6 separate regions of the Homo sapiens genome follow, and regions 2, 3, 4, 5 and 6 are each linked to region 1. The links are chromatin loops, found by intact Hi-C in ENCODE. Cell type or tissue: GM12878. All regions are shown on one strand. Region 1 overlaps P2RY10 (P2Y receptor family member 10). Region 2 holds the start of RTL3 (retrotransposon Gag like 3). Region 3 has its middle 100 kb from the start of RTL3. Region 4 overlaps CYSLTR1 (cysteinyl leukotriene receptor 1). Region 5 holds the start of PGK1 (phosphoglycerate kinase 1). Region 6 overlaps LPAR4 (lysophosphatidic acid receptor 4).

Evidence for each region. Hi-C counts contacts between places; a loop is a spot of excess contacts. Peaks named below come from ENCODE experiments on the same cell type or tissue, not always from the same donor. Only the 100,000 strongest peaks of a DNase experiment are listed, where the experiment ranks them.
Region 2: a loop joins it to region 1, with 2.5 times the contacts of the local background. A loop is called at or near these places in 3 of 110 quality-filtered maps.
Region 3: a loop joins it to region 1, with 4 times the contacts of the local background. A loop is called at or near these places in 6 of 110 quality-filtered maps.
Region 4: it touches region 1 in a loop (3-fold over the local background); 4 of 110 quality-filtered maps call a loop at or near these places.
Region 5: it touches region 1 in a loop (12-fold over the local background); 5 of 110 quality-filtered maps call a loop at or near these places.
Region 6: a loop joins it to region 1, with 2.6 times the contacts of the local background. A loop is called at or near these places in 3 of 110 quality-filtered maps.

The regions. Positions count from the first base shown.
Region 1 is chrX:78,948,487-78,952,486 of GRCh38, forward strand. It overlaps P2RY10 (P2Y receptor family member 10), which reads left to right. Exons shown (of 4, transcript NM_014499.4): 3 at 3,707-3,849. Among named protein-coding and RNA genes, the nearest start is that of P2RY10, 5.1 kb to the left of the region's middle. In GM12878, a CTCF peak has its summit at 2,156 (motif pointing left); no DNase peak of the experiment used is centred here; H3K4me3 peaks cover 3,776 bases; H3K27ac peaks cover 2,898 bases.
Region 2 is chrX:78,657,773-78,661,772 of GRCh38, forward strand. RTL3 (retrotransposon Gag like 3) reads right to left here and starts at 1,556. Exons shown (of 2, transcript NM_152694.3): 1 at 1,489-1,556; 2 at 1-876. The coding sequence starts at 648. All of the region lies in intron 1 of LOC107985670 (a long non-coding RNA gene), which reads left to right. In GM12878, no CTCF peak of the experiment used is centred here; a DNase peak (open chromatin) is centred at 1,735.
Region 3 is chrX:78,553,338-78,557,337 of GRCh38, forward strand. It overlaps the pseudogene UBE2V1P7. Among named protein-coding and RNA genes, the nearest start is that of RTL3, 100 kb to the right of the region's middle. In GM12878, a CTCF peak has its summit at 2,239 (motif pointing right); a DNase peak (open chromatin) is centred at 2,261.
Region 4 is chrX:78,319,968-78,323,967 of GRCh38, forward strand. All of the region lies in intron 1 of CYSLTR1 (cysteinyl leukotriene receptor 1), which reads right to left. Among named protein-coding and RNA genes, the nearest start is that of CYSLTR1, 5.6 kb to the right of the region's middle. RefSeq lists an enhancer at 3,008-3,097. In GM12878, no CTCF peak of the experiment used is centred here; a DNase peak (open chromatin) is centred at 2,032; H3K4me3 peaks cover 543 bases; H3K27ac peaks cover 776 bases.
Region 5 is chrX:78,103,111-78,107,110 of GRCh38, forward strand. It overlaps PGK1 (phosphoglycerate kinase 1), which reads left to right and starts at 1,138. Exons shown (of 11, transcript NM_000291.4): 1 at 1,138-1,295. The coding sequence starts at 1,231. RefSeq lists a silencer at 1,025-1,084 and an enhancer at 3,465-3,554. In GM12878, no CTCF peak of the experiment used is centred here; DNase peaks (open chromatin) are centred at 941 and 1,935; H3K4me3 peaks cover 2,852 bases; H3K27ac peaks cover 2,860 bases.
Region 6 is chrX:78,753,387-78,757,386 of GRCh38, forward strand. It overlaps LPAR4 (lysophosphatidic acid receptor 4), which reads left to right. Exons shown (of 5, transcript NM_001278000.3): 5 at 1,405-4,000. The coding sequence starts at 1,484. The coding sequence ends at 2,596. Among named protein-coding and RNA genes, the nearest start is that of LPAR4, 7.7 kb to the left of the region's middle. In GM12878, a CTCF peak has its summit at 1,814; a DNase peak (open chromatin) is centred at 1,725.

The sequences.
Region 1 (4,000 bases):
TGAACTACAAGTGTTTTTTTCTGTTGCATGGGTAAATTATATAGCAGTAAATTCTGAGATTTTTAGTGCACCCACCACCTCAGTAGTGCACGTTGTACCTAATGTGTAATATTTTTATGCCTAGCCTGTCTCACCCACCCTCTTCTGAGTCTCTAGATTCCATTATATCACTCTGTATACCTTTGCATAATCATAGCTTATCTGTCACTTATAAGTGAGAACATCTATTTTTTTTATTTTTCACTCCTGTGTTACTTTACTTAGAATAGTGGACTCCACCTCCATCCAAGTTACTGCAAAAATACATTATTGCGATCCTTTTTATGGCTGAGGAGTATTACATAGTGTATATACACCACATTTACTTTATCCACTCGTTAGTCAATTGGCACATAGATTCATTCCACATCTTTGCAATTGTGATTAGTAGGATTGCTGTATCAAATGGTAGATTTACTTGTAGCTCTTTAAGGAATCTCCATACTGTTTTCTATAGAAGTTGTACTAATTTACATTTCTACCAGCAGTGTAGAAGCTTTCTCTTTTATCCACATATCTACCAGCATCTATTTTTTTTTCACTTTTTAATAATAGCCATTCTTGCAGTAACGTGCTATTTTATTCTGGTTTTAATTTGCATTTCTCTGACGATTAGTGATGTGGAGCATTTTTTCGTGTTTGTTGGCCATTTGTATATCTTCTTTTGAGGAATCTCTATTTATGTCCTTTGCCCACTCTATAATGGGATTATTTCTCTTTCTATTGCTGACTTGTTTGAGTTCCTTGTAGATTCTAGTTTCTAGTCCTTTGTCAGATGCATAGTCTGCAAATATTTTCTCTCATTCTGTGGGTTGTCTGTTTACTCGGATTATTATTTTCAGACACATTTTTCTTTAATGCTCAAAACAAATTATGTGGCAGGAACCATTCTAATTTTACAAAAGAGGAAACTGAAGCCTGGTGATATGAAGTGAATTGTTTCAGGCCAGAGAACCGACAATTGAGACATGATATGATACCAGGTCTTCCAAAGAACATGATTATTTCCACCCATAAAATGCTGCCACAGCTGCAAAAATGATATCTAATTAGGCCGCCTTCCTAAATGATTGAAAGTCCAATACATATTCCTGCATGAAAGTTCAAATTCAAACTTTAAGTTGTTGTTTTGTTAATGGTCTAATTGCTTTAATTCATTTTAAGGATAAAAATAATTTTCACTTCCTCTAACAGAAGAAAATGTCTGTACTTGCAGAATGTGTCCAAATTTGTGTGTATCTCATGTCAACCAGGCTTATTTGGAGTTGATGTAGATTTATTCAGGAAACAGCAGAGTTTCCAATTCTAGCTGCTACTCTTTGGTTCTGGTTGTAAGCGGCTGAATGAAGAACACCGGGGTCATGGAGATCAGATTGGCTTGGATAATTCATGTGAAATTTAGTGGTTAAAAAATAAAAGAAAAAGGTAAGATGAGGCAAAGCAAGTTAAGTTCCCAGATGACATGTAAAAGTTATCCTCTAGAGAGTGGGAGGGGCCCCCATCAGCAACTTGTTTTCTCTGTTTAATTTTTTCTTCCCCTCCCAGGATGACAAGCCCACAGACAGGCTTCAGCATCAAATAAAATGGAGAAGTAAATTTGATAAACATGTTTACTTAGTGGTGCCAGTGACTTACTGATGAGTGGTGAAAAGACAGGGAAGATTGAGAGTGAAGATTTATGGAGTTGGTACCAGCTGCATAAATGGTGGCAGTGTCAATGGTGATGATATTAGTTAGGAGCAGGGTTCAGAGGGGGAATTCTCATGAAATCATACCAAATGAGAGCTAGAAGGGAGTTAAAGGTCATCTAGTTCAAATCATATTATTTTAATAATGAGGAAATGAAACTCACAGAAGGGAAAGAGCGTATCAGAGCAGCACAAAGAGTATATAAAATTACTGAAATCCAAGTATCTTAGCTACAAATCCAGTACACCTTTCTATATATTATACTGCTTTTGAGTCTTCTGTATCCTACAGCAAGTCTTGTCCTATTCAGATCACTCCTGTTGTAAAGAAATTGTTCCATTACTTCTATCTACAGATTTGTTATAATTTGAATTCATAAGCACAATTCCATAAAGAACGTTGGTTTTGATATAATCCTATCCTGACACCTGGTGGGCAGCAATTTGCCATATATGCATAGTGCATATGCATAAAACTGCTAGAACTAGAACCGAAAACAATAGCTTTTTTATCTCTGAGGAACAGTCTTATCCACAGAAATACCACTTTAAAATATGTTTCTGTCCATATAATAAGTTATTCAGCTAAAAATAACTTTAGCTTTCTGGGCTTATGAAAAGCCTTATTAAAGCTGAAATCATAACTCTGACTGCAGAAAGTCACTTACTCCTGCTGAGACTCCATTTTCTAATCTGTAAAGGAGTATAATAGTAATTAACTCAGAATTCTTACAAAGATTAGAGGTAACGTGAATAGCACTTAGCTAGTTACTGACAGGATGTGGAAATTTCCTCACTGGGACTTAGGAAACTAATATAAATTCTGATGCCATAATAATATAAGCTCAGTTTGGCTGTAACTTTGTGAAAACCACAACGTTGAGCTAGTTGGTTGGGAAGAGCAGCTGCTTTTGGGTAGATGGTATTAGTATCTAGTAAGATTTTGGGCTCAGCTCCAATGAATCATATTTAAAGACCTTCCATACCTTTGTATTCTGAGAAAACATTTAGTTGTTTCCACAAAATAAAGTTTTCAGTGATCAAATTCCTAATTAAGTTTAAGGGATTCCTGTTGGATTTCAAAACGAAAGCTGGATTGCCTTCTTTAAAGCTCTTAGGTGTTCAGATTTCTTAGACTAAAACCTTATTATTCTTGCTTTGACCACATTTTCTTCAGTAGCAGAAAGGAGAAAGATTATGGCTGTTGTTTAGGAGAGTGTTTCATGGGAGAGACTTTACAAGTAAAAATGCCTAATGCTCTGCTAATATGTGCCTATGCTCTGTAGTCTTACCTTCTCACAGTGCAGCCTATAAATTCAGTAGGTGTTCGAAGAAGAGGGGAGTGAGAGTAGGGTTGCCCGATGTAAGGAAAAAATGGGAGTTGAGATGCGATATTGAGACAGAAGTAAAATATTGACCTCTGAGTTGGGCTCCAGGTAAAAAAGGAATATGATGGAGTTTTAGTCATAACTTTGTGCGTGCCATTTTTATTATCAGGAACATCTTTAGAGCCATACTTTGATTTTTGTTTTTTTGCCCATATTTTCTTCAACTTTTATTTTAAGTTTAGGGGTACATGTGCAGGATGTGCAGGGTTGTGACATAGGTAAATGTGTGTCATGGTCGTTTGCTGCAAAGATCATCCCATCACCTAGTTATTAAGCCCAGCATCCATTAGCTATTCTTCCTGATGCTCTCTCTCACCCAACAGCTCCCAACAGACTCCAATGTTTCTTGTTTCTCACCATGTGTCCATGTGTTCCCATCATTCAGCTCCCACTTATAAGTGAGAACATGTGGTGTTTGGTTTTCCATTCCTGCATTAGATTGCTAAGGATAATGGCTTCCAACTCCATCCATGTCCCTGCAAAGGAAATGATCTCATTCTTTTTATGGCTGTATAGTATTTAGAGACACACTTTGTAAGTGAATCCTGTTATTTCAGAGATGGTGGCTGATTTTTCTGCTTTTCTTATTAGGTTAAAACTCTATGCTGGTCATTCCCTTCAGGATTTGGCACTCACCAACATACCCTTCTTTCAAGTGAAAAGGCATCTCTTTTAATGGTCCTGACCTTTGGAATAGGAAGCATGTACCCTGGACAGAGCACTTCAAACTAGAGGTACCAAGAGTAATTACTTCTGTAAGGCTGGCATTGGAGGCACTGGGAATTCTATTCTCACCTCTTTCTGGGTAATTCAAAGCCACAGAAGTACTGACTGAAGTGAGGTTGTGGGGACATGTATGCCACCTTGAAGTGCATTAAAGAATGG
Region 2 (4,000 bases), 290 kb before region 1:
CACAACTATTAGACCCTCCAGGGACTCCTGGGCTGCTGAGAGTTCTAGGAATTCCTGGGCATTTGAAGGCTCCAGAGGCTCCTGGGGAGGTGGAAGCTCAAGGAACTCTAGCTGTGCTGCAGTTTCCTGGTATTCTGGTGCCTCCTGGGGCTTCTCAATATTTGGGGGATCCTGGGGTTCTGAATTCTTGGGCTCTTGGGCTATTGTGGCATCCTGGGTGTTTGCAGGCCCCTGGCCCTCCAAGACTGTTGGGATCTCATGGGCCATTGGAGGTTTCTGGGACTCCCGGGTTGCTGGAGGCGCCAGGGACTCTGGGGCTGCTGGGGCCTCCTGGAGTTCCCAGGCTGCTGGGGGTTCCCAGGGTAGAAGATCCTGTGGCTCTGGTGGCTTCTGGGGTTCCTTGAACTCTGGGGTCTTTTGGGCCTCCCAGGCTGCTGGGGGATTCATGTGCTCTGGGAGCTTCTGGGGCTCCTTGGCCTCTGAGGACTTTCGGAGTAGATCATACTCCTTGGCTGCTTGGGACTTCTGAAGCTCTGGGATCTGGGCCTGGAGAGCAGCATTTTCTTCCATCAGCCACTGCACTTGAGCCTGCCGAATTTCATTCTCCAATTTCAGAACAATATAGGAGGCTGCTAAGTCCTCCACCATCTTTTGAGGAAATGGGTATGATTTGACAATTTGCTACCAAGAGAGATTGGGTGGGTGTTTGTGAGATCCTTCCTGAAAGCTGCTTACAGGCAGATGTCAGGCTCAGTGAGTTTTCCAAGGGGTGGTATTTGGGCCCCGCCAAGGCTGATTATCAAGAGGTCACTGGGAGCCTCCGGAGCTCGGCAAGAAGGAGCCTCCGGAGCTCAGTAAGGGGAAGTGTCAGATACACTGCGAAGAGAGTGGGAGCTGAGGATCAGAAACTGTGGAAAGCACACATTCAACATAAAACAAAATCTGCCCAACAATGCTGGGTTTCTTTTACCATAGGCTTATGTTCATGAGCTGGGGTATATATGCTGGATCTGACTCCACGACATTTTAAGAACAGCATCTGTCCCAAACTGCACATGTCATTTTGCATTTATCCTTTGAAACTTAACATTATATCAAAAGCAACTTTTTAATATTATTTTCTGTTTTATATAGTCTTTAATCTTGAATATCTGCCTAATATCCCAATGTAACATTTGGATTTTAACAGCTGCTTTCAGTGACTAAATCAAATGTTTGAGCAATGTGGGAATTTTAGGCTCTGCGGTGGGCCAGCCCAAGAGATATTTTTGGGTGACTAGGGTGGTAGGAAGTAGGAGGGAGCTCTTTCTGACACCTCAGAAATCATACCACATAAGTAACCACACAAGACCAGCCTCAGGAGAAAACAAGCAAAAGTCGACTAAATATATATATATATATATATATATGCCCTCAGAAGACACATGCATATTATTTATAAAATACCTCAAAATAGTTAAGAAAATAATCTTTATAAATGTACGTTACCATTCAGAGACTTAGTCCAGGAGCTTGGCTGTCTGTGTACCCATTGCTGAGGAGGGAAATGTGTAAATGGCTGTGGAGGCTTGCCTTTTCTGCACACACTGAACTCAAGCAAACACACCCACTCCCAGAACACATTCCAACTTTCCTCTGTAACATAGCTTTTTAAAGTGTGGAAGAGTTTTTTGACAGTACCTCACAGTTCAGAGCTGCAAGGAAAGTAGGATGCTGTGCTGATGTGAAGCAGCTTCATGTACTCAGTCCTTGGTTACTTTAATGAATATTTGGCCAGGAAATTGTGAGTAATACCACTGCCCTTGTGAAAAGTTGCAAACATTTTTGAATGACCACAGTGGTTTGGGATGTGATTTTTTATGTCTGTCTCATCTAACCTATTCTTACTCTGTCCAAATTGGGCCATTTGTTTACTTCTCACTCAGGGAACAGCCTGCAAACCCTCAGCCCCTTCCCTTGCTTACTACCTATTCAGTCCCTAGGGTTTTTCCTTGCAATGTTTTCTTGGAAAATTTGCCACAGACAGATCTAGAAAAGGTATAAAAGGGTACAAATGTCAGGGAGACCAATTGTGTTGGTGGGTACTTATAGCAGTCTTACAGAGTCCCTGGCTCTTTCTGAATGTCCTGGACCAAAGATCTCATGCTTCCCTGAACTGATCAGGTGCTCCAGGTAGCACTCAGGACATTCACTAAAGACTGGCCTCTTGGGAAGTAACCCTGCTCAGAATCTCACTTTCTCTTCTCATGCCAGATCACAGTTATGCCTTGGGTATGGGCTATGTGGCCATTTTAGGCAAGGCTTAGGGGCAACTATTTTTATCCAAGTAAGGAGTGGGGTTGAGGTTTGCATTTGGCCATTTCAAATCACACATCATGTCAACCACAGTCCCATGTCTCCTTCACAAATGGTCAGTTCTGCATTAGTCAGCATAATGGGATAAACCCTAGTGATGGAATAGGCCCAAAACATAGCAAATTGACAGACTGGGCTACCTGAATCCGAATGCAGAAGCTTTGAAAGTAAAAACAAAATCTTTTGCAAATCGAGTTTATTCTTTCCTTACCTTTCAAAGTTTTATTTTTCTAGAAACACCACACATATAAAAATACCACCATCATCAGGGATGATGTGATCTATTTATGTGAAGTTTTCAGATAACTGAAGCCTTCCTGCCCTCCAAGAAGCCAAAACACACAGTTAACATTTATTTTATCCAGAAAGAAAAGAGAACTTCCAACACCTGAATTTGTAACGGGCTTAGTTAGGGAACAACTATTAATTGAAACTCTTTCCTAATGTTTAGCAATTTCTGTAACAATGAGTTTGAAGGTTCAATACTGGACATCAAGTTGAAATTTAATAAAGAGTATTTCAATTTAAAAAAATCAGAGAAATATTTATAGCATATGTTATACCTCTTTGTCCATTCTTAAGAAATGATTTTGCATATAATTTAATCCAGTTTTAATGGTTTGGATTCATACTTACACAAACCAGCTAGTTTACCCTGTTGTAACACAGTGTTGCCCTCTGAAAGCTACTGAGAGGTATAAAGTGGTCTGTCTTCAAATTAAAAACTTCCAAATTGCTATGTTTTGCGACTTCTTGTATTTTCTTTTCCTTTATATTTTTATACTCTTTTGCAATCAAGTTGTAACATAGCCCTTCATGTTATACCTATATGCCTGTCTATACTTACCCTATACAAATTTGGCAAATTACTTCATCCTTCTGATAGTTAGAATCTAAACTTTAGTTTATGAAACTGTAAAATGAAGTTATTAATATTATTTGACTTTATAGGGTTGTCAAAAATTCAGTGAAATAATGTGTGAAAAAAGGATTAGCACAGTGTCTGGCAGCTAATAACACCCAATAAAGGTTAATAATAATAATAATAATAATAATAATAAGCTGTAGCAGCAGTAATCTCATTTTAATTTATTCTTTTTAATCACCTGTGAATTGGGAAACTGAATAGGTAAACATGCTAGAGTTGTGTAGAGGCTGAGAAAGGGGTCTCATACCGAGAAATCTACAGTGCATCGATTTTACAGCATTGGTTTTTCACCACTTGGGAACTTTTATCTATTCTTCCTTGCTGGGATATAGATGGTTTAGTTTCCAGATAGTACTCTAGAATCAGGACTGGAGGCACCTGAGCAGGAAGATTAGAAGATTAAAACTGGAATTGTGAAGCAGCCAAGATAGATGTTTAAAAAGTTCATGGACTAAAGCACTGAAAAGTGTCTTGCCTACAGGAATATTTATTCAGTGTATAAACACAGAAACCTTTCCTTCCCCAGCCCCCTACACTAAACAGCAAAGACCGAATTCACCGTCCTTAAGTACAAGTTCAAACTGCCTAAACATAGAGAATTATTCTTTTCTGGGTGGAAAAGGCAGCTACACAGACTTTTGTCAAAACGCCTAAAGTGGTTTCAGCATCCTGAATTAGTTAAGTGAGAACAGGAAAGTAAGAATAAGAAAGTAATCA
Region 3 (4,000 bases), 400 kb before region 1:
ATCAGGGAAATGCAAATCAAAACCACAATGCAATACCACCTTCCTCCTGCAAGGATGGCCATAATTAAAAAATCAAAACACAATAGATGTTCTTGTGGATGTAGTGAAAAGGGAACACTTTTACACTGCCAGTCAGAATGTAAATTAATACAACCATTGTGGAAAACAATATGGAGATTCCTTAAAAAACTAAAAGTAGAACTAACATTTGATCCAGCAATCCCATCACTGGATATCTGCCCAGAGGAAAGGAAGTCATTATATGAAAAAGACATTTGCACGTGCATATTTATAGCAGCACAATTTGCAATTGCAAAAATATGGAGCTGGCCCAAATGCCCATCAATTAACAAGTGGATAAAGAAAATGTTGTGTGTACATATATATATATACACACACATATATATGTGTGTGAATATATATGTGTGTATATATATGGTGTGTATATATAGTGTATATATGGTGTGTATATATATATAGTATATTTATGGTGTATACATATGCATATTTGGTTGTGTGTGTGTATATATTTTATATATATATAAAATGACTGAGTGGTATTCCATGGTGTGTGTACCATGGAATACTATTCAGCCATAAAAAGGAGTAAAATAATGGCATTTGCAGCAACCTGGATGGAGTTGAAGATCATTATTCTAAATGAAGTAAATCAGGAATGGAAAATCAAACACCATATGTTCTCACTTATAAGTGGGAGCTAAGCTAGCTACGAGGACACAAAGGCATAATTATGATTTGATGGACCTTGCGGACTCATTGGGAAGGGTGGGAGGGGGGTGAGAGATAAAAGACTGCACATTGGGTATAGTGTATACTGCTCGGGTGATGAGTGCACCAAAATCTCGGATATCATTAGTAAAGAACTTATCCACGTAATCAAACACCACCTGTTCTCCAAGAACCTATTGAAATAAAAAAATAGAATAAAAAAAGATGACACTCTTACATTTTTCTTAAAGTAAATTTCATGGCAACAGTTTTTTGGGATGCCCAAGGCACTCTGCTTTTCAACTTTCAGGAGGACCAAAGAATGATAGCACTCGTGCCAAGGCTGTTGCATGACAACTCCAATGCTATATTAGTTCTGTTATTTTGCTGGCACTAATACAGCTCTTAGGTCCACCACTTAATTAGAACTATTAATTTCATTCATATGATTTTTTGTTAAAATATTACAAAGGGTTGGGTGTTTCTGTATATTTAGGTCTACATCCTGTTTTAAGGTTGCATATCGAATTTTCATAAATTGTTTGTAGAGACCCAACTATAACTTCTGTCCATCTTGTGTTATCTCTTCATCATTTTTAGACCCCCAGCTAACTGTGCCAACTCCTACTACTTTATGACCTTCTTTAATTTCTTCCAATAATCAGAAATTGTAAGGGACTTTTATTTTTCTGGAGTAAAATTGCCTGAATTCAAGTCCTCCTCTACCACTCACTTTTCTGTGTGACTTTAGGCAAGAGACTTGAAACTTTCTTTGGTCTCAGTTTCCCATCTTAAATGGGAGAAAATAATATCAACTTTATAGAGTTTCTGGCAAGGTAAAATATTGTAATAAACTCTTGGCACATGGTGAAACATAAAGACACTAGAAGAGTTGGTACTTACTAAGCCATTATATCCAGCCTTTAATTATTATGACTACACAGTGCAACAACTTCTAGGAGTATCCCCATTTTAGAAATGAGAAAACACAATGGATTCTAATGGAAAGAGTGAAGATTAAAGCACAAGCTTCTTATCTGTTATGTTCATAAATGTCTACTAGCATAGACTCCGTAGTTCTCTAAGGAATTTTTTTATAAACACAATTTACAATAAAGCAAATTCGTGTTTAGTGAGTCCTACAAGCTTGTCTCCCAAATTAAAACTTTTTTTTACTACTTCATGAAAATCATTCTTAAGTGCAACTGGATTTTTTTTTCTTCAAATGCATTGCAGTGAAAAACACGATGACTTGGAATTTGATTTATGATTTGGAATTACTGCCATGATTTATGCTAAGGTGCGTGAAGTTTTACCTACTATTGCTTTTGAGCCATCAATGCAGATGTCAACATAGTGGAAAAGACAAACGACATCTTCATATTATTATGAAAATAATTTTGACCTCATGAACCCCCTGAATATGTCTCAGGTACCCTCAGGGGTTCATTGACCACACTGAGAAACACTGACTGAGCAGCCACCTAAAATCATGCATTTTTACTATATTCCACAAGATGGTGATATTGTAATGTGCATCAGAAATTAAAAGTTGGGTCACAATTGAATAATTTAAAAAAATTGTTCACTTTCAGAAAATTATGTGGGTAAAATATTTCCTTCCTTCCTTCCTTCCTTCCTTCCTTCCTTCCTTCCTTCCTTCCTTCCTTTCTCTCTCTCTCTCTCTTTCTTTCTTTCTTTCTAGAAAATTTACTTGGTGAGCTCTTGAAACACCAAGTCCATCTTTTCTGAGTCCTAACTTTCATCATGGAAACTTGCTTTCTAAATACGGCTTTACCAATGGCTGCCTCCTACAGAAACCTAATGTTAATTTGGAGGATGACATTTTGCAATTGCGGAAACCAACAGGCTCTTGGAACCTTATCATTTAGTGCTTTTTAATTAAGAAAATTTTACCTTCTTCCAAATGACAATTTCACTTTTGTAGTTGCATATCACATGCTCTGGAATTCTATGAATCTTTATTGGAGAAAGGATCCCTCAGTTCTGTGGTTCTTACGCCTTTTATGTTTTGAGTGAAGGAATACAGATCCACTTGTGAATTTGATAAAAGCTGTGGATTCTCATCCCAGAAAAATGTACATGCATCTATGTGAAATTTTGCATACAATTTCACATGGCTCATTGTATTCTGAAGTTATTACTTGGATTAAGAACCTCTGCCTTAGTGGAAGAAACTATTGCCAAACCTCATATAGCCCCTTCAGCTTAGGTTAAAAAAAAAACAGTTGATATTAGAGGAAAGAGATATAAAGTCTTTATATAATCTTACTGCTTTGTCCTTATTACAGACTTTGTCTATACGCTGTAAAATAGTGTTTTCCTCACTTAAACATCCCATGCCTCTTGTTGATAAGAGTACAAATGTCATGCACCCATCAGAATTCTGATATAGATTTTTTGCCAAAAGGGACTTTTCTCTTCACCTCCCGAATTATGCTGTATGTTTTTCATATCCCCCACTAGTCAGGAAGATTTTGCCAGGCTTTATTTTTGTATTTATGTTGCAAAGCAGTGCTACCTTTTTCATTTTTTAGGTATAAAATTATAATATTTAAAATGATAGTTTTTTTTCAAATTATCTGCAAACTACACTACCTTCAGAGCTTTTGACATTTTTTGAAAAGTTCTACCTTCTGAAATTCCTACATTATTAGACTTTCATACATTTAATTTTTGTAGACATTTCTTTTGGACTATTTCCCTATGGCAAATAGTCTAGAAAAGGGAACCTGTAAAGTCACTGATTTAAGATATCTTCTGAAGAATTTTTTTTTTCATAAAAACAATTTTAGAGAGTCTGGAAATGTTTTATTTGCATTTTTTAAATGTATGTATTTTGGCTTAAATATGTAAATAAGAATATGTAATATATGTTTTTCTGCGTGTAGCTTATTTTATTTAACATAATATCTTCCAGTTCATCCATATTTGGCAAATGAAAGACTTTCATTCTTTTATATGACTAAATAATATTCCATTTTGTATCTGTACCACTTTTTTATTCATTTATTCATTGATGAAAACTTAGATGGATCATTAAACATCATGTGCTTATATTGACATGTACACCTAAATATGTATAATTATTATTAATCCATAATAATTATAGATATTTAAAAAACATGAAATGTGTCTATGATTAAATACAGTTAAAACTTATAATTTTCATAAAAATAAAATGTATATTTATGACTGAAACAAAAACTTCAAACACATATATTCATAAGTTTTATGAATCAAATTTAAC
Region 4 (4,000 bases), 630 kb before region 1:
CTTGTACATTTGTTTGAGTTCATTGTAGATTCTGGATATTGGCCCTTTGTCAGATGAGTAGATTGCAAAAATTTTCTCCCATTCTATAGGTTGCCTATTCACTCTGATGGTAGTTTCTTTTGCTGTGCAGAAGCTCTTTAGTTTAATTAGATCCCATTTGTCAATTTCGGCTTTTGTTGCCATTGCTTTTGGTGTTTTAGACATGAAGTACTTGCCCATGCCTATGTCCTGAATGGTATTGCCTATGTTTTCTTCTAGGGTTTTTATGGTTTTAGGTCTAATATTTAAGTCTTTAATCCATCTTGAATTAATTTTTGTATAAGGTGTAAGGAAGGGATCCAGTTTCAGCTTTCTGCATATGGCTAGCCAGTTTTCCCAGCACCATTTATTAAATAGGGAATCCTTTCCCCATTGCTTGTTTTTTGTCAGGTTTGTGAAAGATCAGATAGTTGTAGATATGTGGCATTATTTCTGAGGGCTCTGTTCTGTTCCATTGGTCTATATCTCTGTTTTGCTACCAGTACCATGTTGTTTTGGTTACTATAGCCTTGTAGTATAGTTTGAAGTTGGGTAGCGTGATGCCTCCAGCTTTCTCCTTTTGGCTTAGGATTGACTTGGCAATGCGGGCTCTTTTTTGGTTCCATATGAACTTTAAAGTAGTTGTTTCCAATTCTGTGAAGAAAGTCATTGGTAGCTTCATGGGGATGGCATTGAATCTATAAATTACCTTGGGCAGTATGGCCATTTTCACGATCTTGATTCTTCCTACCCATGAGCATGGAATGTTCTTCCATTTGTTTGTATCCTCTTTTATTTCATTGAGCAGCGGTTTGTAGTTCTCCTTGAAGAGGTCCTTCACATCCCTTGTAAGTTGGATTCCTAGGTATTTTATTCTCTTTGAAGCAATTGTGAATGGGAGTTCACTCATGATTTGGCTCTCTGTTTTTCTGTTATTGCTGTAATTACTCTTTTTGCTTACATGTCTGTCACACCCATTTAGACAGTAAGCTCATAGCTCATTAGTAGCAGTGAGTTGCTTTCTTCATTTTTTGCTCTTTTCCTCTCCTAATTGGGCAACTTTGAAGAGTAACTTTGTGGTCTTAAGAGCTTTTGAGTAATAGAGCATCTAATTTCCCAGGGTGGATGTCTAGGATCAGAGGAAGGAGCACGTGTGTGTGTGTGTGTGTGTGTGTGTGTGTGTGTGTGTAAGTGCAGGTGCTGTTATGCAAGAATCTAAATAATGGTGTAAAGTGATAGTAAAATGTGGATATATCTAGTAGGGTAGAATCTATTTAAAAGAAGCCTGAAAATTCACAGAGTGCAGGGGACCATGACTCATGGATGGGCATTTTACAAATCACCAGAGAAGAAAGGAAAGGGGGTGGAGCAGATTGAATCTACACATTTGGGCAGAAAGGGAGGCAAAGATCTTAAAACAAAGACGGCATAGCGGTGGCTCATGCCTGTAATCCCAGCGCTTTGGGAGACCAAGGTGAGTGAATCACCTGAGGTCGGGAGTTTGAGACCAGCGTGACCAACATGGAGAAACACCATCTCTCCTAAAAATACAAAATTAGCTGGGCGTGGTGGCACATGCCTGTAATCCCAGCTACTCAGGAGGCTGAGGCAGGAGAACTGCTTGAACCCGGGAGGCGGAGGCTGTGGTGAGCCGAGATTTTACCATTGCACTCCAGCTTGGGCAACAAGAGTGAAACCCTGTCTCAAAAAAAAAAAAAAAGGCATAAGTGGTCTGGTGGGGCTGGAGGAGAGTTCAAAAGTGCCATATTTCAGAGACTAATGGAAATGCAAAGACTCAAGGATGTGTTTGATTATAGGGTCCGAATGAGACTGATGGGTGTTTTTGGATTGAACCAATAGCAGAGACAAAAAGATTAAATCAGTATCTGGATGTACTTTCATGATTCTATTAAGTTATACGCCTGCCAAGATTTCCTTTACCTTTCTAGTAAATGCTAGCATGCACTGGAGAGTCTGTATGTGTTGGAGGAGTGCCAACAGGAGTGGGGTGATGAAGGCAGGGCCAAAGCAGAAGAGGAAGTGGGGAGGCTGGGACTCAGGGCTCCTAAAACCGATACTTCCTCTTCTGCTGCTGAGCAGTGGCAGGATGCAGAAAACATATTTAAAGAGGGTGCAGCTCAGTGGAGCCCTGTTTTTATTTGACCAACTCCCCAGTGCCCTCTTTCCTCCTCTCCATGTAGCCTATTATTGTCAAATGAAAAAAAGTTGGTTGTGCCATCCTGTAATTCTGAGCTCAGGGAGGTTAGGGACAATGCTGTATTAATCTTTTGATACAGTAGACACTCATTAATGTTTGTTGAATCAATATCTGAATGAATAGGAGAGTCAACAAATATGAATGTTTTGTAAATTACAAAGCTCTTTAAAATGTAAATTTTTATTATTCTCTTTCTTATTCATATAAGGCTCACCTACTTTGACCACACCACCCCACAATCATATCTCTCTTTGCACATAGGAAAATGTGTATTTGATGTTTATTGAGTGATTGTTTATTGATTGACTACAGTAAAGCTACTCATCCTCTATGGAGATTTAATCTACAAACCATCAGGCTATGCTAATGATCCCAGTGACTTTCTTCCATCGTAGTAAAAGATTTGGGGGAGGAGGGCAGAATGATCCTTCCGTCTGTGATCACTTTAGCCCTATCATTACAATAAGTAGCTTTCTTACTTCATATTTCCAGGGATGTGCTGCTCACAGGGATATGCTTTTTGGGAATACATTTCCAAGGATATGTATTCTCATTGGTATTAAAAACTATGGGGGAACTGATACTTCGTTGCTGACAGCTCTCAGGTGTTTCTTCTGTAGTCTCTTATTCTCCTTAAGAGGAGAACGTCAAACCCATCAATTCAGGCCATTCTGTTGTCAGACAGTTGGAATCTAAGCACATGACACTGTCAAACCAAAAAGGACCTTGGACTGTGGCATTCAGAACTAATGACAGTGTGTCCCCTTCCATTGTACTGTGCCAAAAATGCTTTATCCTGTGTAATCAGATTAAAAGGATGCATAAGACCAGAACTTAAGGGAAATGAAAGTTAACAAAAGGCAATAGAGATCTTGAGGAGTGCATGAGTGTGGGTGACAGTGTATAGTGGAGGATACTTTCACCCCTAGTTTGGGTGATAGAAATGTGTTGCAACCTACACACATACTTTTGAACTTTTTGTAAAGCACTAAGTAGAGGGCCTTTTTCCAGGAATACCTCTATAACTCTCTACCTAATTACCAGCAGCTTGGAATCCTCTGATGTTCTGAGGTCATTGCTTACAGCTAACTCTGAGGCCTGCTTCTATCATCTTGGCATTTAGATGTCTGGCTCTTGCAAAAGAGTTGTTCTCTAGGAGATTGCTTTTTATTTAAGGCCCTTTGTCTTAAGTAAGAATTCAAATTCAGATCAAACACAAATGGTAACCAATTTGGAATGAAAAGAAGCCTTATTACCTTCTGAGGCCTGAGTATTTCCTAGGAACTTTGGAATAAGTATGTAAGACACATCTGAGATGTTTGAGTGTTGTTATTATTAGCTCAATTCTACTTAGCTTGGTGAATCCATGACAACACAAAGACAACCCTTTGTAGAAACAAACACTGTTAATCTGAAATTTATGAGAAATCTTAAGAAGTCATATACTTTAGACATCTTGAAATGCTATTCAAAACTGGATTTTTCTTTCCCTTTTAGGGAAAAGGGATTGATGAAAAATAAAAGAATGCCCAAATGTCTCCTATTTTTTCTTTAGCTCAAGGACCTCAAGTCTAGATCTGAACTCCTGTTTCTTTTCTATCAGTTCCACATATGTAGGAGCTCAAATGTCTGGGTTGTATTGATTCTGAAAGCACTCTAAGCAAGATAATGACATTTTATTCATCAAAAGGAAAATCAACTATGTGTTAAATGTCCAAGGGCTTATGTTTACTCTTCTCTCTCTTTTCCTCTATTTCTATAAGG
Region 5 (4,000 bases), 850 kb before region 1:
CAGCGTGAATTATTCTTTCGCCATTGCAATTCCCGTCTTCATAAATCAGCTCTGTCTAGGCAGCGGACAAGGTGAACCCATTGGGCGGTTACACTTTCGTTTTCAATACATCTCTGCTTTTATTGCTTCATTCTTTCTTTGCTTTGTGCATTTCGTCCAGTTCTTAGTTCAAGACGCTAAGAACTTGGACACCCTCCACGGGTAACAGGACTACAGGTGCCCGCCACCACGTCTAGCTAATTTTTTGTATTTTTAGTAGAGATGGGGTTTTGCTATGTTGCTCAGGCTGGTCTCGAACCACTGGGCTCAAGCAATCTGCCGGCCTTGGCCTCCCAAAGTGCCGGGATTAAAGGCGTGAGCCACCGCGCCTGGCCCACTAAACTTCTCTGTGCATCAGTTATTTCATTTGCCTAATGAGGATAACAGTAGTCACTACTGCGTTTTGTGAGCGTTGGTTAATATATGAAAAATGCCACGTGTTTGCCATTAGCATCAATCATGCCATAACCAGAAAAATTACATTGCATTTTTTATTTTAAAAAAGGTGGGGGCCAGAGTGGACCTGGGCCTCTTCCAACTTCTGAGAGGTCTCTATTACTAAGTAAGCCTTAAGAAGCAGAATTCCATGAAGGGAGCTAGGAAACCAGGATTTTCCAAAAGGAGGTGGCATTTGCATTGATCCTGGTAGGGCAGCCTCGAATTCCACGGGGTTGGGGTTGCGCCTTTTCCAAGGCAGCCCTGGGTTTGCGCAGGGACGCGGCTGCTCTGGGCGTGGTTCCGGGAAACGCAGCGGCGCCGACCCTGGGTCTCGCACATTCTTCACGTCCGTTCGCAGCGTCACCCGGATCTTCGCCGCTACCCTTGTGGGCCCCCCGGCGACGCTTCCTGCTCCGCCCCTAAGTCGGGAAGGTTCCTTGCGGTTCGCGGCGTGCCGGACGTGACAAACGGAAGCCGCACGTCTCACTAGTACCCTCGCAGACGGACAGCGCCAGGGAGCAATGGCAGCGCGCCGACCGCGATGGGCTGTGGCCAATAGCGGCTGCTCAGCAGGGCGCGCCGAGAGCAGCGGCCGGGAAGGGGCGGTGCGGGAGGCGGGGTGTGGGGCGGTAGTGTGGGCCCTGTTCCTGCCCGCGCGGTGTTCCGCATTCTGCAAGCCTCCGGAGCGCACGTCGGCAGTCGGCTCCCTCGTTGACCGAATCACCGACCTCTCTCCCCAGCTGTATTTCCAAAATGTCGCTTTCTAACAAGCTGACGCTGGACAAGCTGGACGTTAAAGGGAAGCGGGTCGTTATGAGGTAATTCTGCACGTTTGCCCGCGTGCTCTCTGTGCTCTGTCGCAAACCTCTTTGGCCGGAGCCGACTTGTTCTCTCGTCTGCTCTAAGTTCTTTTAGCTTTTGGCTGGGCCCCAGGGGTCCTAGGCTTGGAGGGCGAGGCTGCTCACGGGTTTGGTGGTTTCTAGCCGCATTTTCCCCAGCCCAGAAAGCACCCGAAGTCACCCTTCGGGGATGGATCCCACTGAGGAAGGGCTGAGATTGCCGCTGGGACCCATTTTGTCCTTTTTCCTATTGGTGAAATGCAGTTCCGTTGCCTCCAGCTCCCAGTCGGCGAGATGGGACTTAATGCTTATCCTGCAAATCTCTAGGCTTCAAGGAAGGGACCTTGAAAGGTCATTTTACTTTCCCTTCCCCCACGCTCCTAGACCGTCGCAGCCAAATGAGAAACGGCCCACATCTCACAGGTTCCTGCACAAAAGGATATTTTTCCAAGAGGATGTTGATTTAACTTCAGGAGTAGACCCCCCCGCCCCCCGCCACTAAAGAATTGGGGTGGGAGGGTAGGGCGGGGCGAACTGGAGGAGGCCCTGCAGAGCTTACGTAACAGGCGTCTGCTGCCCTGCAGCGCGGTATCGTTGGACTCTTGGGCACAGGATTTGCATCAGGATTGTGACATACTAGGTAATGGTAGAGCAGGGTGTGGCTGCTCATACTTGCTGGCCTCCAATCTCATCCCCACGTGTGGCTAGAAAAGTAGAATTTTAAAATTGGGGGAAGTTTCCTCGTGCACTTTGGGTCTCTTACTCTGCGCATGTGGATCTCTAGTCACTTGCCAACACGGTTTCTCTCTTATCTGCCAGAATTGTTGGTAGAGTGGGCAGCTTTTACATTTATCCTTTTTGTCACGTGTGATATATTTGTGCATACCAGGAGCAAGGTGCAGGAGGATGAGTCGGTATGTAACTGATGGACTTGACTGTTCATATACCTTAACAGGATCCAAGAGTGGTGTTTTTGAGGGGTCATAAAGGTTTCTGTTGATAGCATTTTGCAACCTTGACCTTTTTGGGAAGTGGTTGATTGATGGGTAGGTATTTATTTGGCTGGTGTAATCTAGCCCCTTTTCCAATTTGGGCTGGTTCAAATGAGGGCTTGTGTTGGATATTAACAGACACGTAAGTCAGTAGGAGATCTCCCTTTACTCTAACTTTAAACATATGAGGACACGTTTGAGTTAGGGAACTGTATGGGTACCCTAAAAGGACATGTAGCTCTCCTCTTCTCTCTAATTTCACTTTGGTCAATATTTTTGCAGGTAACCGCTGCCCTGCTGTGGAGATAGAAGAACCCAATAATTTATGTCCATGAAAAATACCTGGTTTCCACATTTCCCCAAATGACATAGGCCTTTGTAATCTGGACAAAGTAGGAGTCACAGCCATGTTAGTACTAGAGGAGTGCCCTTTCTGGCCCTCATACAATCCTAAAAAAAGGGGATAGACCCTGTAAAAAACAGGACAGGTGGACATTGGCATGCAACTAGCTTTTAGGTTTTAATTAGTTCCTTGCATCTCCCCTGTGTTCGACGCTGATTCTTCCAGATGCATGGACCAACTAACAGACAAGGAGTGGGACATTATGCTGATAACCTTCCTGTAATTGCAGTCTTGGGCTTTATTTCCTCTCTCTCTAGGGAAACTGGCTTGAGGAAGCTAGCTGGGGGCGGGATTGGAGGAGCTGCTTAACTTTTCTCCCTCTGGACCTAATAAAGTTTCATTTAGCACACGCTAACCCAAAGCCTTGAAATGATTGGCTAGTCCTGTTTTGCTGATGGAAAATGACCTGTTCAGGGTTACTGAACTACCAAGTTGGTGGCAGAGCTAGGAGTAGAATTTAGGTCTCCTTGGCTATCAACTAGATCCTCTGAATATTCGAGACAATGACCAAGGATACGTTGAAATAGAACTTTCTCCCGTAACCTGGATACCTTCTACTTATTTAGGCTGAGGACAGGAAGTTACATGGTTCCCTGATTATTAATGTATTTCTTTTGAACAGAGAGTCACATTGTAGGCCTACTTTTTTGGAGGTGCTTAGGCAGCCATGTGGTGTCAGCTCAATTCCTTTTTGTTTCAACGTGGTGGTTGCTGGCGGTGTTTCCGGAATGGGGCTTCCTGAGTAGTGGCTGCCTCATTTGTCGTCTTTGTCCTGCAGAAGTGAACTATGGTATTTGCTGACTCTTCTGGTCCACTGGTTTGGATTGCCAAGGGAAATTGATTTGTTGAGGTAACATGGGATAGCCAGAAACCTCTGACTTGTTAATTACCAGGTTCCATCTTAGTTTTTTAGGACTCCGCAGTTGACTTTACAGCCTCTTTGAATACACTTCTGCTTATTTTTGTGGTAATTTCCTTTCTTTCTCTCATAGGTTGCCAGTCATCCTTTGCCTGCTTGTAAAGCACTTCCTTTTTGCTTGCTCCTGCCTTTTTTTTTAAACCTTACTGGTTTTCTCCAACTTGTAACTTGTAAAGAAACTGCTTTGATGTAGTGGGAAGAGAAACAGGAAAAAATTGAGAGCAGAGAAAAAGTCACTAAGACACCCACAATATCCCAGTTTTCCATCTGGGGCAGTGAAGCATTGATGGACATGGTTCCTTTGAGAGTTTTTAATGGAACTGGACCTGGGACCTGAGATTTCAGGTGATAGAGACTTGATATTCTTATT
Region 6 (4,000 bases), 200 kb before region 1:
GTCTTTCTGGTTTTTTAATCATACCTGTATGGGAAATATTACCTTGAGGGCACACTCCTGGATTGTCCTGTTTGAGTAAATTGTGTAGTTAAGGCTGAAACTCAAGGGGAGCTTTCTGAGGCACAAGGTATACATGACACTAGAAGGATGTGTTCCTAATGTGAACTTCAGTATACCAAAAAAGACAGAAATATAAAGTTACAGTTGTTTCAGGAAGGGAGGAAGAAACAAACTTACATAATGTTTCTCTGTAGTTAGGTAGGGCCGAATACTAGCAAGCTCATAAAGCAATTCACAAGCCCTATTGAATCTTCCTAGCTTTAGCTGTGAGGCTTAGAGGTAAAGTTTATACAAGGAAGAGAGAGAGTATAGCCAAGTTACAGAGTGAACCAGTGTCTGAGTCAGAAATAGAACTCCTTGCTTCTAATGCTGTGTTAAGTCCCAGCGCCACACCCTCACTTCTAGACGGCAAAGGTGGTTGTGTGTTCAAGCAATGGGAGCTATGAATAGGGCCACAGTGGCAGTTTTCCCATGCCCTCTCTTCAGGATTGAGAATGTAATGTTTTCTTGTCTGTCCTTTCTCTCCCACAAAGTTTGATTACTCAGAGCAGCAGAGCAGAAGTGCCAGGCATTTGCAGGCTGCTTGCTGTGGGTGTAATATATATGTTCCTGGAAACATAAAACTGAAGTGAGGGGATGGATGTGTTAATTAGCTTGACATAATCACCTCATGTAGTATACATATATTAAAACATCGCCTCGTACTTACATAAATGTAGTTCAATTATGATTTGTCAGTTAAACATAATGCAAATAAAAAATAAAATGATTGAAATCATAAAAAATCTGAATGGAAAACTGGGGAGATCTATTTGAAATGTATCAACTTGAGACTCACAAAATAATATATAGCCAGTGAGCTAGAATCATGCTGTGTAAAAGGATCACTAGTGGGCAGACTGGAGGGACTCTGGGCAGAAGGGAAAAGCCTTCCATTATAAAAGCATTTTCCAAATAAAATAATTATACTGGCAGTACTTATTGTAGAAGATAAGTTCAAGCCGATCATAGTGAATAAAGCCTGACTTTAATGTTAGAGGTTTTGCAGTCCCATAAATGCTGTTTTAACTATCATTTTATATTTTTGGACTCTTGAGTGACCTACACCTTAGTTACATTTGCAATGCTATAGTATTGCACTTATTGTATTGAGTGTGAGCTTTCCTGCTCCTGCAACATACTCTTGTAGTACCTTTAAATATATAATAGATGTTCAAAAAATACTTGTCAAACCAAATGGAATGTGCATGTTTTCTTCCAATCTGGGTGGACAGAATATCTTATTACACAGAAATCATGGATGGAAGGCAAATTTGATTATTTGTTCCATCTTGTCTCTCATAGGAGGAAAATATTTCCTACCGGTCCATAGTGTCAGAGTGGTGAACCCCTGCAGCCAGCAGGCCTCCTGAAAAAAAAGTCCATGGGTGACAGAAGATTCATTGACTTCCAATTCCAAGATTCAAATTCAAGCCTCAGACCCAGGTTGGGCAATGCTACTGCCAATAATACTTGCATTGTTGATGATTCCTTCAAGTATAATCTCAATGGTGCTGTCTACAGTGTTGTATTCATCTTGGGTCTGATAACCAACAGTGTCTCTCTGTTTGTCTTCTGTTTCCGCATGAAAATGAGAAGTGAGACTGCTATTTTTATCACCAATCTAGCTGTCTCTGATTTGCTTTTTGTCTGTACACTACCTTTTAAAATATTTTACAACTTCAACCGCCACTGGCCTTTTGGTGACACCCTCTGCAAGATCTCTGGAACTGCATTCCTTACCAACATCTATGGGAGCATGCTCTTTCTCACCTGTATTAGTGTGGATCGTTTCCTGGCCATTGTCTATCCTTTTCGATCTCGTACTATTAGGACTAGGAGGAATTCTGCCATTGTGTGTGCTGGTGTCTGGATCCTAGTCCTCAGTGGCGGTATTTCAGCCTCTTTGTTTTCCACCACTAATGTCAACAATGCAACCACCACCTGCTTTGAAGGCTTCTCCAAACGTGTCTGGAAGACTTATTTATCCAAGATCACAATATTTATTGAAGTTGTTGGGTTTATCATTCCTCTAATATTGAATGTCTCTTGCTCTTCTGTGGTGCTGAGAACTCTTCGCAAGCCTGCTACTCTGTCTCAAATTGGGACCAATAAGAAAAAAGTACTGAAAATGATCACAGTACATATGGCAGTCTTTGTGGTATGCTTTGTACCCTACAACTCTGTCCTCTTCTTGTATGCCCTGGTGCGCTCCCAAGCTATTACTAATTGCTTTTTGGAAAGATTTGCAAAGATCATGTACCCAATCACCTTGTGCCTTGCAACTCTGAACTGTTGTTTTGACCCTTTCATCTATTACTTCACCCTTGAATCCTTTCAGAAGTCCTTCTACATCAATGCCCACATCAGAATGGAGTCCCTGTTTAAGACTGAAACACCTTTGACCACAAAGCCTTCCCTTCCAGCTATTCAAGAGGAAGTGAGTGATCAAACAACAAATAATGGTGGTGAATTAATGCTAGAATCCACCTTTTAGGTATGAGAAATGTGTTCAGGTCCAGATATGGTTTCTCCTATAATTTTTCCTATGCTATAAACTAAAGATTTGAAGCTAATGATACTGAGAATAATGCACCAAATCCAGTCAGATACATTTGTTTGAAGGTATACTGTAGAGTTTTTATTGCTGTTTTGTTCAGTAATTATAGGTCAAATCTAATTACAACAACCAAGATGGATTGCCAAACTCTTCTGCTTGGTTGGAATTTCATTGTATCGCATTATCCAGGTGGCTAGTGGCATTTGATAATATAGAGATGACTTTGAAACTTTCAAAAAGGTATTTCTATTCCAATGATATTTGGTAATTAGGTTGGGCCTATAAATATAGAACAAATTCAGGGATTTTTAAAAAATTGTGTTACTACTGATATATGCTAGTTTTATTTTATTTTTTTGAACTGTCATTGAGTTTATTTTAGCACAAGAATATTTTTAGCCTAACATTATTAATAAGAAATGTGTCAAATTTTTAACATTGGTAAAATATGTTATGTGCATTTTGAAAACAGAAAACAAATTGCGTTGGCATGTACGTGGGTGGGAAGAAAAAGAAAATTAACAGGATTTACACAATTATAATCACCAGCAGTGTGAGTTTAAAAAACTTCGTTGTTTTTACACCAAATTAAAATTTTCATGTCAAACTTCAAAGCCAGAAAGCTGCTAAATACGTGTCTGGCAGGTAAAAGCTGGAAAATTACTTAAAACAGGAAAGTGTCAATAAAAAAACTTGAGCAACACCAACATATTTTTTCTTAAAATGTCACGTTATCTTCATTTTGGGAAACTAGGTTCTATAAAATATTTATCCTCCCTGTTATACTTTGGAGCACAGCACAGCCAGAAAGGGGCTGCATTTGTGCCCAGGTCAGGAGCAAATTGAAAAAAAAAATAAAGTAATACAAAAAAATCAAACTATAAAGCAAAAACATTTATTAAAACCTGAATTAATCCTTTTTGGAGGGAGGAGTAGAGATATATAACCTGAAAATACTTATTCTTTCTTATCGAATTTTGGAGCCTAATATAGCCAGGAGCTGCTGAATTTGTGCCCCTGGATTGGAAGCAAATAAAAAAAAAAAACAACACATAAACTAAACCAAACCAAAACAAAAAAACCAGAGAACCCCAAGAAAAATAAAAATAAAAAAACCTCAACAATAATTTGTAACACTTTCATTACTATTTGTTGAGGTTCTGTAAATGTAAAAATACTATGTCATTTGCATAACATTTTGAAGCACAACGCAGCTACCAAGTGGCTAAATTCGTCTCCTGGTTAGGAACAAGTTGTGGGAAAAAAAGGTCAAAAATCAAACTGCGATAAAACAAACAAAACAAGCACAAACAAAATTTAGAACTTGCATTTTCTGAGCAT